Regions from separate parts of the Homo sapiens genome. Here region 2 is linked to region 1. Evidence: chromatin loops called from intact Hi-C (ENCODE). Cell type or tissue: Caco-2. All regions are shown on one strand. Region 1 overlaps LINC01992 (long intergenic non-protein coding RNA 1992). Region 2 overlaps NOS2 (nitric oxide synthase 2).

Evidence for each region. Hi-C counts contacts between places; a loop is a spot of excess contacts. Peaks named below come from ENCODE experiments on the same cell type or tissue, not always from the same donor. Only the 100,000 strongest peaks of a DNase experiment are listed, where the experiment ranks them.
Region 2: it touches region 1 in a loop (11-fold over the local background); 2 of 110 quality-filtered maps call a loop at or near these places.

The regions. Positions count from the first base shown.
Region 1 is chr17:27,981,449-27,983,948 of GRCh38, forward strand. All of the region lies in intron 2 of LINC01992 (long intergenic non-protein coding RNA 1992), which reads right to left. Among named protein-coding and RNA genes, the nearest start is that of LINC01992, 9.0 kb to the right of the region's middle. In Caco-2, no CTCF peak of the experiment used is centred here; a DNase peak (open chromatin) is centred at 1,423.
Region 2 is chr17:27,796,205-27,798,704 of GRCh38, forward strand. It overlaps NOS2 (nitric oxide synthase 2), which reads right to left. Exons shown (of 27, transcript NM_000625.4): 2 at 2,496-2,500. Among named protein-coding and RNA genes, the nearest start is that of NOS2, 3.1 kb to the right of the region's middle. In Caco-2, a CTCF peak has its summit at 1,410; DNase peaks (open chromatin) are centred at 475, 1,687 and 2,398.

The sequences.
Region 1 (2,500 bases):
GAGAACAAGCCTGAGTAGCTTGGGTAAGTTATTTACCTTCTATGTCTATGAATTTCTTTTCCTATCCATGGAATGGGGACAATGACATTAGTATCACCTCATAGGAGTGCTGTGGTATTAAGTGAAATAATGTACTAGATAAATGTATTAAATAATGTATTTAAATACTAATGTACTACATTAAATAACATAATAAATTATTCACAGAAGGCACCTTTATAAACACCAGCTGACATTAATGCAAAGCCAGGACTCAATCCATGACTCTGATCCCACGTTCCAAGTTCTTCCCGCTCAAAAGGTAGTCCACCTGACTAGCCCTCAGGCCAAAGATAGCAAAAGGATCAGTGGGATCTCTCTGAAGCTTAGCAGCAATGGCCTTATGGGTTTTTATTGTCCATGGTCAGCTCTGCCAAGAAGCACACACAAACATTTCTCATCAGCTCATGGATATTTTCACTGGCCTTGTCTGCTCCATGAAACAACCTTTGGAGGTCAAATTGATGAAAGGTGTGGTCTTGCCTGTAAGACCAGGATCGAGTCTTTCCCTCTGAGACAAGTGGTTCTTCCCAGAGCTGTTACCAGGCATCTAGGTCCACTAGCAGAGAACCCTGGCCTAGAAGTCAGAAGGTTTGTGGCCCAGGCATCGGAGTCAAGAGATCTTAGACACTACTGGCAAGGCATATAGCCTAAGGTGTATACCTTAACCTCACTGGAGCTCAGTTTCCTCATCTGTAAAATGGGAATAAAAATGCCTGCCCCAGCTATCTCTTAGGGCTGATATGAATAATTAATGAAAGAGATATGCGAAATTAAATTTTCTAATTTAGACTCTAGATTATTGGGGTCTTCTTCAATCCTTTCCACCCAGGCAGAGTCTTTGGTTCTACCAATATGTAAGTTTTAAAATGTGATCAAAGGAAAGCCAGAGCTATCACCTTGAGGTTCCTGAATCTGCCCTCCTCTCCTCTATCAAAGAGATTATAGCACACACAGGCGGGTAGGGAGGATCCTAAGCACCATAAATACATGTAGGCAATATCCATGTCTTTCAAATGTTTGTCCTTGGTGAGAGCTGCAGCTGTCTTTTAATATGGCTAAATGAAGTAGGGGAAAATCAGAAAAATGCAAATGAGATCCTTATTTTAGGCAAATCAATCTCAGCAATGCTCATATCTGATCAAGCTTATCTTTAGGACGATCATTAGGATAATGGATTAATGTGAAAGTTTATTTTTACCCTGTCTGCTCTCACTCCTTGAAGACCCTTCAGACCTCATCTTGATTCTGCCAGACACCCCAGGAGGACGGGAACTCCTTACCAGTCAGTTTAGTCCCCAGCATTCATGTTGGGGCGGACTCTGGCAATCATAGGGTTCAGCTCACCACAAGGTCACCCAGCACCACACTGCCCCCACCTTTCATCATGTGACCTGAGATAGCTGCAGCTACCCTTGGACTCCAGGGGTTTTATTTAGGAAGTCCCAGAAAAAGATAAGAAAGATATGTGGGAATTTCTTTACAAGGAGGCCTTTGAGAGACCTGAAGTGTGATAAAGAGATTAAGAGAATAAGCCTTGAAGTCAGGCAGCCCTGGTTGAATTCTAGCTCTCTTACTTACTTGCTATGTGACCCTAACTTCCATTAGCCTTGGTTTCCTCATCTGCAGAATGGAGATCTTATTTCCATCTACTTAACTGGGGTGTTGTGAGATCTAAATGAGAATTGTGTCCATGCAGCACCTAGTGAAGTATCTGACATGGGGTAAAAATGAGAGCTACTGAGCACTTAATAAAGCACTGTCCCAAGTTCTTTCTATGTATTAATTTAATACCAGCAATAATCTTATAATATGGGTGTTATAGCCCCCTTCTTTAAAAAAAAAAAAAAAAAAGGAGGAGGAAAAGGAAGGCCTGAGAAATTGAGTGACATAGCCAAGGGCCAAGATTTGAACCCATGGCTCTAGAGCCCACCGCATCACTCCTACCCTACAGCTCTTGCCAACTTGCTGGCAAAAATGGAGAAGGGTCTTTTGCTCGCACGGAAGCTGGACTTGTAGTGAACCCCTCTAGAATTCCATGTAATTAGAAACAGAGGGCACCAGTTCAGGAAGAAAGAAGCAGGTAAAGGAGAAGGCACAGGGGCCCAGAGCTTTCACTAGGCAGGAAAGAGAGACAGGCAGCAGGATCCTGTCCACAAGCAGCCATCCCAGAGCCATTTTCTAGAAGGGACACCCCCTACGCAGAGCCCCTGACACTGCTGTCCTGAGCCTGAAGCCCGTCTAAGGCTTCTCTTCCCTGCATATTGAGAAGGGGGCTGGAGAAACATCCTGGGGCTCTGCAGAGATGAAAGTCACGGCACACCCTCAAAGCCTTTCTCATTTTAAGCATTAGATCACTTTGTATCAGAGCCACTTGGAGATGAGAAAGTGGGAGTCCGCCTTGGGGCAATGGTATCTGAGTCTGAGTCCAAAAATGTTTGCCTATAGATGTAAAGAAAAG
Region 2 (2,500 bases), 190 kb before region 1:
TTTGGGAGGCCAAGGCAGGAGAATTGCTTGAGGTCAGGGGTTCGAGACCAGCCTGGCCAATATGGTGAAACACCGTCTCTACTAAAAATACAAAAATTAACCAGGCGTGGTGGCACATGCCTGTAGTCCCAGCTACTCAGGAGGCTGAGGTGGGAGAATCGCTTGAACCTGGCAGGTGGAGGTTGCAGTGCAGTGAGCTGAAATGGAGCCACTACACTGAAGTCTGGGCAACAGAGTGAGACCCTGTCTAAAAATAATAATAATAAAAAATAAAAATAGAAAAGAAAAAAATAGGGGATGAGTTGGGTCTGGATGAGCTGAGGGAGGAATGTGCTATGCACAGGCACTGGGGAGCTGAGGAAGGCTGGGATGGGCAGGTGGGATGGGCTCTCCATTTGGGTAGGGTGCTCGCTCAGAACTCTGTGGAAGCTTTAATGTGGTGACAGGCAATGGGGAGCCACTGCAGGCTCTAGAATAGGGGCGTGACTTGCTAGAAGTCCAGTTGGCAAGAGAGAGCTCAGAGCCAGTGTGGGGAGCTGGAGTCAGGGAGGTCAGCTGGCAGCGGCTGCAATGATGAGATGAAGAGAAGGAAGGGGCGAAGCCACTGCCCCTCTACAGCCCTTAGAATCTGGACATCTAGAGGCCATCAACTCTGTGTTCTCACCTCTTGGTCTCTTAGCCACCTCAGTTGCCATAGCCCAGACTGCCTGGTTTCAAAGTCCTCTCCTCCAATTCACCTACCACACCACAGCTAGACTGTCCTGCTCAAGAACCTACAATGGCTCCCTACTGCCAGGGAGAGCGAGTCCAAATCTCCTACCCTGCATTCAAGCCCTTGTGCTCTGGCCTGGCTTTGCCTATCCCAGCCCCCAGCCCACTCCTGGCCAAGCACAGTCAGGCTCATTTCTGCCTCTGAGCCTCTGCTCACCTCTCCCCTCTTCCTGAATGTCCTTGCTACTCCTCTGCACCTGTCTACATTCTACCCATACTTCAAAGGCCACAGAGTCCACCTGACTTCTGTGAAGCCCCTAGAGGGAACTCTGTTCAATTTTGCTCCATCACCTCCTAACTGCCAACACCACCGCTAATGATAGCAATGCCAACAGTGCCATTTGCTGAGCACTTACTCCAGGCCAGGCCCTGTGCTAAGTTGCTCACATGGGAAAGCTCATTTACTCCTTCCTCCAACTCCAGGAAATCACCATTGTTACCCTCTTCTTATAGAGGAGGAAATTGAGGCTCAGAGGCTAGGGGACTTGCCAAAGGTTACAGGGCTACTGAGTGGCAAAGCCACTTGCTCATCCCCAAGCCCATCCTCTTAGCCACTGGCATTTTTTGCCGCCTCTGACAGATACACTCAGGGCCGTCATGCTGTACACATCCAGGGGGCGCCCTACCCTTTGTAGTCCATGGGAAAGGCTCCTCTGGGGCGGTGGGGTTGTGTGGCTATGTGGTGGTCTTGTGTAGATGGGGGCTTTGGTTTCAGTTGCACTATTGCGTTATTGCAGATTGCTTTGTCTTTCCACCTGAGCGAGCCTCAAGCCTGTCCCTTGACTTGTTCATTAACTGACTCATTCTCTTGGTTCTGCCCTGGGAGGAAGGATGGGCCCGGGGAGGAGGGACATGAAGAATCCAAATCTGGGCTCAAGTTCCAACTCTGTAAACTCTGTAATTACCGGTCATTCAGGCTGGGGGAAGTCATAATCCTATTAGAGCTTCTATTTCCTTATCTGTGAAATGAGTCAATCATATGAACTTCAAAGAGCCGCCACAGAGATCAGTTGAGATGCAAAGTCTGTCAAGTGGCCTGTGTAGCTCTGGCAAGGGCAGGTACTCAGTAGATGGTGATGAACCCTGATGTGGACTAAGTGTCTGTTCTGTGTGGGCACAGTGCTGAGTGCTGTAGATCTCATTTCATCCTCAGCACACTATGGTGAGGGCCCCCTTGGGTTCCTCATACCACAGGTGAGCACTAAGTTTCAGAGAGGTTAACTTACCCTGCGTCACACAGCTGGCTAGAGGCAGCACCCGGCAACTAGTGCGGCCAGCACAGGGCTTGGAACTAGTTTGTCTAACATCCTGATGCCCTTCACCAGGATGATATTCAAAGCATCTAGCAAGCGGTGAATTGGAATGGACGCAGGCCAGGATGCTGACCCTCCACCCCCACCCCTCCGCCATGGTGCCCACCACGAGGCTCTACTGCCTCCCATTCTCAGGCCAAGCTCCTTCCCATATTCTTCCCCAAAGATTCCAAGCTTCTTCAGGGCCAGCCCCGCACCATGTCCCTTCCTTCTTCACATACCGTCAGGCACAGCGAGGTGCCCAATAATCAGCGGCTGCATTGAATTCCAACAGGGACTTTCAAGAAGCAATGAGGAGATCAGACCTCAGGTGAGAGAGGAGGAGCAGAGAGAGGAATTCTGAGTCATCGGTGCCGACAGGGCATGGGTGCCCAAGGAGACAAGCAGGAGGTTCCCCCAGGGAAAACTCACCTGGA